2 separate regions of the Homo sapiens genome follow, and region 2 is linked to region 1. The links are chromatin contacts, found by Hi-C in ENCODE. All regions are on one chromosome and are shown on one strand. Each heading gives the region's core, a stretch centred on a gene start or an enhancer-like site at or near the end of the contact. The rest is flanking DNA. Distances are from core to core; before and after follow the strand shown. Region 1 has its middle 60 kb from the start of CXCR4. Region 2 overlaps SPOPL (speckle type BTB/POZ protein like).

The links. Hi-C counts contacts between places; a loop is a spot of excess contacts on that map. Pooled maps may share reads with other maps.
Region 2: a map with no recorded cell type shows a loop between it and region 1 (7-fold over the local background). The contact joins two enhancer-like sites. A Hi-C loop is called at or near these places in 2 of 37 single-sample maps with no recorded cell type and 2 of 50 pooled maps.

Annotation. Positions count from the first base shown.
Region 1 is chr2:136,054,689-136,061,074 of GRCh38, forward strand. No RefSeq gene overlaps it. Among named protein-coding and RNA genes, the nearest start is that of CXCR4, 60 kb to the right of the region's middle. Within about 2 kb of position 3,228, at least 2 of the 41 ENCODE cell types and tissues checked have a DNase peak (open chromatin) inside an H3K27ac peak, as active enhancers do.
Region 2 is chr2:138,520,466-138,526,851 of GRCh38, forward strand. The region is part of intron 1 of SPOPL (speckle type BTB/POZ protein like); the gene reads left to right. Among named protein-coding and RNA genes, the nearest start is that of SPOPL, 22 kb to the left of the region's middle. RefSeq lists enhancers at 3,655-3,704, 3,715-3,804. Within about 2 kb of position 3,331, at least 2 of the 41 ENCODE cell types and tissues checked have a DNase peak (open chromatin) inside an H3K27ac peak, as active enhancers do.

The DNA.
Region 1 (6,386 bases), core at 1,978-4,477:
GTGGTAGAGCTGGGATTTGATCTCAGTAAATTTGGCTCCAGAGTCCATGTTATTAACCCCCTCACTCTGCTACCTTTGTCTTATGCTTAATTCCTATTATCAGGTAGGAATCTAATGGCAGGTCCTGCTGAGCCACCTGTAAACCAGCACAAGAAGGCATTTGAAGATCCCTTACATGTCCATATTATTTCTTGCTTGGAGTGGAAGGAAGGAGTATTGCCCCGCCTGTGGCTGGAAGAAGGCTGAGTAGCCATACAGTTCCAAAGCAACACCGTCTTCCTCTTCTGGGTGGGTTGGGTAGGGCACCATGATGATAACCTCTCTTTCTACATCCAGTCCCCTCCACATGCTCCCCTCCATAGCCTTAAAACAGGAAATAACCAGCACCCCAGTGATTTTTGTGGTGGTGGTTACTAGGTATACATAAGTATAAGATATTATCTCTAACCTTTAGGCGTTCATTGGCCAGTCACTGAAAGAAAGGAAAAAAAGAAAAAGAAAAAAGGAAAGAAAGGAAGAGAAAAATAGAAGGAAAGAAAGAAAGGAGAGAAGGAAAGAAGAAAGGAAGAAAGGGAGAAAAGAAGAAAAGAAGAAAGAAAGGCCAGGCACAGTGGTTCATGCCTATAATCTCAACACTTTGGGAGGCTGAAGTGGGAAGATCACTTGAGTCCAGGAGTTCGAGACCAGCTGAGGCAACATAGGAAGATCACAGAGTCTCTATAAAAAATATTTAAAAATTAGCTGGGTATGGTGGCACACATAGTAGTCCCAGCTACTTGGGAGGCTGAGGCAAGAGGATTGCTTAAGCCTAGGAGGTCAAGGCTGCAGTAAGCCATGATTGTACCACTGCATTCCAGCCTGAGTGACAGAGTACAACCCCATCTCAAAAAAAAAAAAAAAAGAAAAAAAAAAAATAGAAGAAGAAGGAAGGAAATGAAATAATTACACAGCATTAAGGCCAATGTGATGAAGAACCAATGTGGGCTATAATTGCCCAGGAGGGCTTCCCTGGAGATGTGGGGTTAATCTGAGCCATGAAGAATGATTATGGGTTGGCCAGGCCAGTTGGGGAGGGAAGGATGGCCAGAGGTAGAATGAAAGGGAGAGGACAGAGAGGCGCCATGGCTGAAGGGACACCATCCTTCCTTCCTCTCCCGCTGCATCCATATGACTTGTGTCCTGCTGCTGCTGAGTGCCAGTGGGTAAATACCTTCTCTAGAGCCCCAGCCCCTCCTTCGGCTCAAAAAGGTGAGTAACTAACATACTTCTTTGTGAAAAATGGGCGATCTAGACCTTATGAAACATTAATTTTCTAGTGTGTTCTCTATGAAGAAATGAAAACTCTGTATTTGAAGAAAGTCAAGGAAGTAGCTACAATACAGCCAAGCATTAACACAATGCCTGGATGGTTAGAAGTCTCAGGCTATTTAAAGACCCAGTAATTAACATAGTGCAATAACATAAAATAGGAAGGGCTACAGTTTACTCTGCACACAAGAACTCTTGGCAGCCACATGATTCCTTCACAAAAATACAATGACCAGTAAGTTCTGCAGATGAGTTTTCTCATCTATAAAATGGGTATAGTAACTGTATCCACCTCACTAGGTTGTTGTAAAGATTAAATGAGTTAATATACACAAAGTGCTTAGACCAACCCCTGCTGACTTATACACTGAGAAATGTTCTTAGGACAAGATGCTAGTTAGCTACAGAAGTGACACAGACCACATGTGAAGTGTGTGTTGTAAGTGGTAAATTTCAGAAATGGGTCCCAGAGGGGCAGATTCTTTTCCGAGGCATAACGGGTGATATGTAGGAGAAGACATGCTAAAGCTCCATTTCTTTTCGGTTGTAAAATGAGTCACCTTTTCTAAGAAGTGTTACATAAACCAGGTTTGGTTCATTTGAGCACGGTGTGGTATATAAGAAATAGAATTTGCTTTATTTTAAACCGTTTTTTTTTAACCAATTGGTAGTTGTTTAACAAAGCTTTTTAATATTTGATGTGAAGCAAAAACCAATGAAAGTCTATAAAAAATAATCCCAATATGATGACTCAGTAGCTCTCATTCTATTTGAAAGTGATCTGCACTTGGCAGGGGGTGGTGGGGGGAATGAAATCAGAAGGATTACAAGGGAGCTTCAATTAGATCTGTAACATCTTATTTTTTAAAATAAAAGAGAGCAAAAAGGCATAATACTAACATTTATTTAATCTGGGCACTATTAGATTATTTCCTTTGCTATTCTGCATGTTTGAAAAATTTTATTTTTCATCTAAAGAAATGTAGCCTTCAGCTCATTTTCCTCTCACCATATAGCTAACTTTACACTATATTCCTGCTCCCTACCCCCACTTTGGTTCCACAGATCTCTTCATCCCTTCTAGAAACAGTAGAATGTTTTGCATCTGTCTCTTTGGGGATTTCCACTTCAGCCTGACCAGTTTCGGTAAATGCTAACTCCATTTTTCCTTTCATCTCAGCCAGCACACTTTGTAGCGACTATTCACAGGTCTTCTGAGGGTGATATATCTGCGCCCCAGTGTCACAGCAGACACAAAATCTAGTAAAAATGAAATTTCAAGGGTGGCCTTGATCAGTATGAGTGTCAACACTAGGGACAGCAGTGGATAAGTGTGGGTAGAAGCATTGAGGGAGTGAGACAAAGGTGGAGATGAGGAAAATGTCACAAAAGGGCAGAGGCTGACAGTGGGGGCACTTGGCAGCCAGTTTCAGGTCTACCCCTGTTGCCTCGGAGATGGGAAGGCAAGTAGGAGGCAATGTGTTGATTGTATAAGAGCTTGTCAGATGACTTGTTAGCCCAGCTGGCCATCTACCTGATGCTGACTTGGGTCAACATGCAACTAGAACTTGGTTTCTGTAGAGGAATAAGGTCCCCTGAGTTGCAAGACTGTAGGAATAGCTCTACCGTGCTGGCAAATCTGTAACTAGCAATGAGTCCAGTGGGTCCTACCAAATGCTTATCGACTAATTAGATGACTGATTTAGTCTGTTTTGTACAGCTACAAAAGAAATACCACAGATTGGGTGATTCATAATGAATAGATATTTATTGGCTTTTGGTTCTAGGGGCTGAAAATTCCATTATTGAGGGGCTGGCATCCGGTAAGGGCCTTCTTGCTGCATTATCCATGGTGAAAGGGCAAAGAGAGGGAGGCAGTGAGGGAGGGAAGGATAGAGAGAGAAAGAAAGAGGAAGATGTGCAAAATAGAGCTGAACTTCTCCTTTTATAAGGAACCTACTCCCATGACAATGGCACTAATTCATTCAGGAGGGCAGAGCCCTCATGGCCTAATCCCCTCTTAAAGCACCCACCTCTTAATACTGTTACAATTGCAATTAAATTTTAACATGAGTTTTGGAGGGGACAAATGTTCAAACTATAGCAATGACCATTGTCAGTGCTGATGCCACCCATAAATACTAAAATTGATAGTAGCATTTTAGTATATATAGACTTATTTATGTCCCTGTTTCCCCTGTTGCACAGACTGACTAGGGGCTGTGCTCCCTGGCTGAAATGTTAGGACCTGTGGAAGCATGCTTTAAAGCTTGTCTTTCCCCCTTCACCAGATCAGTTTTCCATTGAGTTCTCATGGTGAATCCTTTTTAAAATGTAAGGTCCTGAAAGAAAGAATCCATGTGTTCTCAAGTTCTTGTATGCCCTGCCAGGACCTGTGGGCTTTCAACAAAAGTCATTTGAGGAGTTCCATTAGGTTGGCAGATACAAAAAACAGCTGTGCTTTCCAGAGAGAGAAATCTATGACTGCTGAAATCTGCTATCTTTGACTCTGCCTTTGCCTTTTATCTTTTCCTTTAGATAACAGGCTTTACTGTTTTGCATTTTACAGTCATATAAACTAATTCAGGATCACCCTTTGGCTGTTTTGCCATCTCAATGCACTCAATTTGAGTTGCTCCCTTAAAATAGCTGGCTTCCAATTCTTTAATCATGAATTCCAAATGACATCTTAAACTTGCTTGAGAAAAAGTTGAAAAGGACATTTTTGGAAATGTACAAATTGTTACTTATTGATTTACTTTTATTCAATAAAAATATGAGAGGCCGTGCCTTGGCTGATCCTGATCAGTTGCTTACCCATCTCTCTCTCTTCCTCAGTTTCTTTCTATGCAAAATAGAGCCAGTAATGGTACTTATAGCTTGCCATAGAGATTAAAGGTTTAACATAAAACACTTTCCCTTAAGAATATGACCATCTAGTTGGGGAGATGTTGACTATAAATAGATGTTAAATAAGGAAACAAAGCTGAGTTGCTAAGTGAGTATATGGATGGCAAATGCTCTGGAGCAGTTAGCCCTTCTCTCTAGCTGAGTAATGATTTCTCCATGAAGTCCTGTCCTTGTTCTACTGTCAGACTAGGTGGAGCCTCCTGCAGAGCTTCCACTGGCTGGCTGGACTCCCAGCTCATCCAAAGACCCCACCTGTTCCCAGTTCTGCCTAAGCAGCAGCATTCCTGGCCAAGCCCTGAGCTTCAAGGCTGATGGTGTCCACTTCCCCTTCAACCAGCACAGCTCTCTCCTTCTCTAAGAAAAGTGCACCTTCCTCTCATTCTTACATAAGGCTTGTCTAGTGAGAAAGTCCCTCTCTGGGTTGCCAGAGGCAAAAGTCTTGGTTGTTCTTTACTAAAAACTTGTAACCAGCTGCAACCATTAACAGATGTCAGACTGAGAACACCCATTAGAGAGTGCAGAGCTAGCGAAGGGTGAAGGGTTTTTTTTTTTTTGCCCCACTCCTGGAAAAGGACAATCAGCTTTTGACATTAGTCAGGAACTAAGCCCCTCTATAGTCTAAATTTATTTAACCTAAATTTATTTTAGTTCTTTCTCTTACTCTTGTCTTTGAGGTTGCCAATTTTAGATATACCTACAGTTTGCCCTTTAAGCCCCAATTGTATGTACTTTTATTTTCTTTGCTTAGCTAGTCATTTTATTCTCTATGATATTTCTTTTTCCCTTTTTTCTTTTTTGAGATGGAGTTTCACTCTTGTTGCCCAGGCTGGAGTGCATTGGCGTGATCTTGGCCCACTGCAACCTCCACCTCCCTGGTTCAAGTGATTCTCTTCCTCAGCCTCCAGCGTAGCTGGGACTACAGGTTCATGCCACCACGCCTGGCTAATTTTCATATTTTTGGTAGAGACAGGGTTTCACCATGTTGGCCAGAATGGTCTTGATCTCCTGATCTTGTGATCCGCCTGCCTTGGCCTCCCAAAGTGCTGGGATTACAGGCATGAGCCACCATGCCAAGCTCCCTGTGATATTTCTAAACATATTCTCAGTAATCTCTAATGCTCACTGCAGGACAGTCTGTGCCTATATTGTTATTGCTTGCTATAATGCAGTTTCTGCCATCTTCTTAAGGTTACAGAATGAACCAGCCTTGTTTAGGATATTTGGAATGACAGATATTAGGTGAGTTTCTTATCACCGCGAGGCATTGGAAAGGTAAGGTGAATGACAGGTACAATCTGAAAATTAAACAGTTTGTAGCACTTGTTTTTTAATCAGAGTTCAGCAAGAGTACATGATGTTTCCCATGGAGCCTCAGCATCAGGCGAAGGCATAGAGCTGTCACTCAACCACACGATGGCTATGAAACAAAAGACTCTTCCAGTTTATTAATTTAAATAGGCAAAACGAGCCAATTCCTGGCCCCGTTGTAATACAGAGTAGAGATAATGTACACATCCCAGACTCCCAGGAACTGGAAGGAGGCCATCCTGGGAGAGTGGGACTGTATCTCACCATTAATGCCCCACCCCCCAACTCCCAAATATGGGCAAACTCTGGTTAAAACAAACATCAAGGACAAAGATGTCTCAGAAAGGAAATGAACTGAGAAGCCCGGGCAAAGCCTCCTCCATCCAGCTGCCTGGGAGGGAGAGAGGTGGTGGTGGCCAACATGTGAGTAGTTCTTTCTCTCTTCCCTTCAGAGCCTCCATGGGAGGTCTGGATTCAGGGTATTCAGTTTCTACATATTTTGACAGGGTGTGTCAGTTCAAAGGCATAGAGCAGAGCTTTAGCACGGGGGAAATTGAGGTCATTAACGTATTCCAGCTCACACATTGGAAAGCCCACAAGATGATTTGCATGCCTAATGACTGTGCTCAAGTCCCACTGCCCCGGTAGACGTTTCCCCTGATGCCTCCAAGCCTTATCTGATCTCTTCCATTCCTGATCCCCTCTATTATCTGATGGGAATCATATACCCCATGCTCTAGTTATTCACAGTTCCATCCCTGGAAGTGCTCATGGTCAAGTTGGCTTAGCTATTGTACATAGGCCGCTCGCTTGTGTACAAATCACTGCTCCCCAGCCAGATTATGAATTCATTGAATGCA
Region 2 (6,386 bases), core at 2,081-4,580, 2.5 Mb after region 1:
TATTTGTAATTTTTACCAAAAAAGGCATGGTCAGGTTTTGCTATTTTGTTTATTCACTTAAGCACATTGGAAGTTGTAGAAGATTTTATCTGGAGGACCTCTGAGAGCTAGTTCAAATTATGAGGTTAGAGGCTGTCTTTGTGTTGTTCTTCCTTGTTTCTACATGGCCTACATTAGTGTAGGTTCCCCCAAAATACTCAAATGGGTCAATGAATAAGAGAGAAAGAGAGTGAACAAATGAATGAATGATTTTTTAAAAAAAGAAGAGGCTGTGCAACTTTCCGTTGTGAGTAGTCACCTAACTGCTAGTCTGGCCCATTGTAGTTTACTACCCTGTTTATATATTACTATAATTTGAAATCTTACCTCTTATAACTGTAGTTATAAACTGTGATGCTAACTGAATAAAGTTGATTTTTAAAAATCCTAATACTGTATAAGACTATTAACATAGGTACACTGGGCTTCGTCTTTTCTTATATGCCTTGTTTATACAATATTATTAATACATAATAGAAAAAATTGGACTTGTCACAACTAGCATGCCATATAAATGTAGTTGTTTGCAAATGATGATTGTAAAAAATGGTTTCCAGAGATCCAGAATATCTTTAATATGTTATGCTATAGGAAAAGTAATCAGGTTCTGCAGTGACCTGTAGTTGGTATTTTAAAAGAAGGTAATTGCAGTGTGAGGAAATTATTTGGTGATGTTGAGTAAATCTTAAACTAGTTTATGAATCTGTATTAACTTATGGTGGAACTGGACAGAGTTTAGCAATTCTTGCCTCCAGTTCTGTCTATAGCCAGAAGCTCAGTGATGTGCCAAAGAATACATAGCCTGAAATGTGAAATGGGTAGAAGTAGAATCCAAGTATCTCAGCACGTGGACCCCAGAGCTTTTTTTTTTTTTTTTTCCATTTTTACTGTTGCCATGGAAAATGACATTATGCCTATATCTAGAAATGTTGTTAGATGATTTCTTGCTTTTAATCTTTTCTTTGAAAATACATTAAAGCAACAGAAATGAAATGATTTTGTGGCGTTATATTGTGTACACAGGGGTTCACTCTTAGTTTAATTTTTAGTTGTTTTTTTTGTGTGTGTGGGAGAACCCTGGCAGTAAGTGACAAGGCAGCAGTAAACAGAGGCTCTAAATCTTCTCTTTTATAACAGCATGTGTTAATAGCTTTTAGGAATTATCAAGTAGAAAAAGAGTTGTTCCAAAAATATCTGGAAGTCTTTACCCTTGTAAACTTTTCATGTATCTATAAAATGTAATTAAAACTACCTCCTTGCTTTCAGTGTTGGAGAATGTTGTGGATTTCAAAAGAGATTCCCTAACATTGGAATAAGACCCCCCAAAAAAGAAGTTGAAAGTAAGCCAGTTCCTTAGCATAGTACCCAAGTAAAATGGAAGACTTATTCAGAGATGGAGGACAAATGAACACCTGGGGGAATGATGATGAGTTTTTTGTGTGTGTTAGCGGTATTGACAGCTTCCTAGTTCAGCCTTCAGACTAGAACAGAGGTTCTTAGTGTGAGATCCCAGGACGACCTGAGACTTTGTTAGAAATGCAAATTTGGGAAGCTGACCCGGACCCGCTGAACCCTTAACACCCGGATTGAAGCCCAGCATTTTGTTTTAACAGGCCCTCCAAGGTAATTCTACTGCACACTTAACTTTGAGACTTACTGCCCTAGAAAAACAGAAAGCCTTAAGGTCTACCATTGTAATCACTTGAGGGGGGATTGTTGCTTTAGGACCACATGAAATTGCCAATATTCTGCCTTTGACATACAAAAATGTCAGTGTCATGTAATTCAACCTGATACAATTGACTGAAAAAACCTGTCAGACTTTGAAGGGAGGTTGCCTTTTGCTTGGGGCAGAGAGCTCACACTACAGAATAGCTATTTCACTTATGCCTCAAGGACCCAGGTAAGTAAACTATAAGGTAAATGAAGGTATTTGTTCACCCCCACCCTTTTTTTTAAAACTGGGGTCCTGTGTAAATATATTACCAACGCCAGTTACTTCAGTGTACACATCCCTCCCTTCCTTTCCCCCAGCTCTGTTGGCTTCCCCTTTAAATAGAAATATATATAACTAAGAAGAAGGAATATTTTTTCCTGTCCTTAGCCAATTTTTTTTTCTTGAAGGTTCAGCTGTTGCCATTACTGCATCTTTAACCACCCCCTCTTCTTGCCCCTGCACATTCTTTTCTATAGCAGTGGTGTCCAGCTCTGCCACTTAGTCTAATCAGTCTTCTGAAAGACACAGCTGTTTCTATTTCAGAGACGAGCCTATCCATTTAGTACACATTTTAGTCAACTTTAAGTAAACTGGTTTTGAGTAATTAAAACTACAAGATGGACTTTCTGTTTTCACGTGTAGGTCAAAATTAGCTATTCCATTAATTCTCTCAAAACACGTAACTAGCCCCCTTCCTTTTTCATTTTATTTTTAAACCAACACTGAGTGTTGTGCTAGGCTTTGCCTTACAGAAATTAATAAACTAGAGATGATATTATACTTAGGTAATACCACAGCCATGCACATAAACTCTATAGTAAAAGACAATAAATGAAGTAGACTAATGAGGGTGTATATTAGTCCGTTTTCACACTGCCTATAAAGACATACCTGAGACCGGGCAGTTTACAAAAGAAAGGTTTAGTTGGACTTACAGTTCCACGTGGCTGGGGAAGCCTCACAATCGTGGCAGAAGGCACATCTCACATGACAGCAGACAAGAGAAGAGAGCTTGTGCAGGGAAATTCCCGTTTTTAAAACCATGAGATCTCATGAGACTTACTGTCACAAGAACATCACGAAAAACACCCACCCCCATGATTTAGTCATCTCCCACCAGGTCCCTGCCACAACACATGGGAATTATGGGAGCTATAAGATGAGATTTGTGTGAGGACACAGAGCCAAACCATATCATTCTGCCCCTGGCCCCTCTCAAATCTCGTATCTTCACATTTCAAAACCAATCATGCCTTTCCAACTGGTTTTGAGTAGTTAACCCCCAAAGTCTCAACTCAAAAGTCCACAGTCCAAAGTCTTATCTGAGACAAGTCCCTTCCACCTGTGAGCCTGTAAAATCAAAAGCAAGTTAGTTACCTCCTAGATACAGTGGGGGTACAGGCATTGGGTAAATATAGCTGTTCCAAATGGGAGAAATTGGCCAAAACAAAGGGGCTCCAGGCCCCCATGCAAATTCAAAATCCAGCAGGGCAGTCAAATCTTAAAGCTTCAAAATGATCTCCTTTGACTCCATGTCTTGAATCCAGGCCATGCTGATGCAACATCCTTTGGTCTCAAGCAGTTCTGCCCCTGTGGTTTTGCAGGGTACAGCCTCCCTCCTGACTGCTTTCACAGGCTGTTGTTGAGTGTCTGCGGGTTTTCCAGGCGCACGGTACAAACTGTCAGTGGATCTACCATTCTGGGGTCTGGAGGATGGTGGCCCTCTTCTCACAGCTCCACTGAGAGGTGACCCAGTAGGATTCTGTTGGGGGAGGGCTCTGACCCCACATTTTCCTTCCTCACTGCCCTAGCAGAGGTTCTCCATGAGAGCCCCACCCCTGCAGCAAACTTTTGCCTGGGCATTCAGGTGTTTCTATACATCTTCTGAAATCTAAGCAGAGGTTCCCAAACTTCAATTCTTGACTTCTGTGCACCTGCAGGCTCAACACCACATGGAAGCTGCCAAGACTTGAGGCTTCCACCCTCTGAGGCCACAGCCTGAGCTGTACCTTGACCCCGTTTAGTCACAGCTGGAGCGGCTGGGACCCAGAGCACCAAGTCCCTAGACTGCATAGGGCAGAGGGACCCTGGGCCCAGCCCATGAAACCATTTTTTCCTTCTGAACCTCCAGGCCTGAGATGGGAGGGGCTGCTGCAAAGGTCTCTGACATGCCCTGGAGACATTTTCCACATTGTCTTGGAATTAACATTTGACTCCTCATTACTTATGCAAATTTCTGCAGCTGACTTGAACTTCTCCTCAGAAAATGGGATTTTCTTTCCTATCACATTGTCAGGCTGCAAATTTTCCAAACATTTATACTCTTTCCCTTATAAAACTGAATGCCTTTAACAGCACCCAGGTCACCTCTTCAATGGTTTGCTGCTTAGAAATTTTTTCCACCAGATACCCTAAGTCATCTCTCTCAACTTCCAAGTTCCACAAATCTCTAGGGAGGGGCAGAATGCCACCAGTATCTTTGCTAAAACGTAACAAGACCCACCTTTGCTGTAGTTCCTAACACATTCCTCATCTCCATCTGAGACCACCTCAGCCTGGATTTCATTGTCCATATCATTATTAGCATTTTGGTCAAAGCCATTCAACATGTCTCTAGGGAATTCCAAACTCCCTATCTTCCTGTCTCCTTCTGAGCCCTCCAGACTGTTCCAGTCTCTGCCTGTTACCCAGTTCCAAATTCCCACATTTTCCTGCCTCCTTCTGAGCCCTCCAGACCGTTCCAGTCTCTGCCTGTTACCCAGTTCCAAAGCCACTTCCACATTTTTGGGTATCTTTTCAGCAGTGCCCCACTCTACTGGTACCAGTTTACTATATTAATCCGTTTTCATGCTGCTGATAAAGACATACCTGAGACCAGGCAATTTGCAAAAGAAAGGTTTAATTGGACTTACAGTTCCACGTGGCTGGGGAAGCCTCACAATCATGGCAGAAGGCAAAAGGCATGTCTCACATGGTGGCAGACAAGAGAAGAGAGCTTGTGCAGGGAAAGTCCCGTTTTTAAAACCATCAGATCTCATGAGACTCATTCACTATCATGAGAACAGCATGGGAAAGACCCGCCCCCATGACTCGTCTCCCATCGGGTTCCTCCCACAACACATGGGAACTATGGGAGCTACAAGATGAGATTTGGGTGGGAACACAGAGCCAAACTGTATCAGGGTGGTACAAGTGTTTCACATGAGCTGACTGGCAGTCAGTAACTGATTTCAGTTTTCCAGATAATTGACATACTGTGTTATATACTGCTTTTTTTTCCTACTTAATAGTGCTTTTTTAAAAATAGAAGTTGTGGCTGGGCATAGTGGTTCACACCTGTAATCCCAGCACTTTGTGAGCCAGGATGATTGCTCAGGGCCAGGACTTTGAAACCAGCCTGGGTAACAGCAAGACCTGCATCAGTATAAAAAGTAGAAAAAAAAAAAAAAAAAATACACAAAAAACAATTAGCAAAGTATGGTGGCACATGGCTGTATTCCCGGCTACTCAGGAGGCTGAGGCAGGAGGATCTCTTGAGCCTGGGAGGTTGAGGCTGCAGTGAGCCTTGACTGTGCCACTGCACTCCAGTCTGAGTTAGAATGAGAACCTGTCTCAAAAAAAAAAAAAAAAGTTGTAATTGTATCAATTTTTGCATTACATGAGAGAGTAGAGACAATAGGGTATCATCCATTCTCACCTTCACTCCCAGTTTTATTGTGCTTGCTTTTACTTGTGTTAGTGATTTCTATAATGTTCTATATGTCCTTTATTAGCTCTAGATAGTATTACCCATGTTTCTGAATCATAGTCTTGTTCCTTTCCTTACTCCTTCAATCTCCCAGTTTTAATTAGTTGTTAATTTTGCATCATCAAGGTATTTGCATTTTGTTCTGACTATAACTTTTTTTACTTTTTAAATCAATTCTAATGATTTTTTAAATCTAGAAATAGATGATTATATGAATATTTACTTTAGAACAAAGTGGAATGGACCCACAGAGTATGAAATGTAATCCTGTGTACATGAAAATTTCATCAATTGAAAATTTTCCAAGTGGAAAATTCTAGTGGATTCTCATCTGATTGTTGTTGTTTCCTACTTTTCCTCTAAGGTTATTCAGCTCTGTTGTCTTCACTTCCATGTTTTCTTCATTTGGTTAGAGCTGTGGTCTTTAAAATGAGACATTCGTGTAAAAGGCACACAAAATAATTTAGGGGAGTATCAGGATTTATTAGAAATTAAATTGTGTGTTAATTTTTATCTGTAATTTTTAATTTTTTAGTATGTTTTACAATACATATATTAATATAGTGATGTATATATTTTATAAAACTATACTGAGAGTATATTCTGATTTTTTTTACTCGTAAGGGTGTGCCATACAAAAAAATTTAGAGTTTAATTGGGTTCAGAATACATTTTAAATATAGGATGTCAAACTTTTCAAGTATGTGTTGTCTGAAAATGTCCTTTATTTGGTCCTCATTCTTAAATAGAGTATGGAATTTTTTTTTTTTTTTTTGAGACAGCGTCTCACTCTGTCACCCAGGCTGGAGTGCAGTGGCACAATCTTGGCTCACTGCAACCTCCACCTCCTGGGTTCAAACAATTCTTCTATCTCAGCCTCCC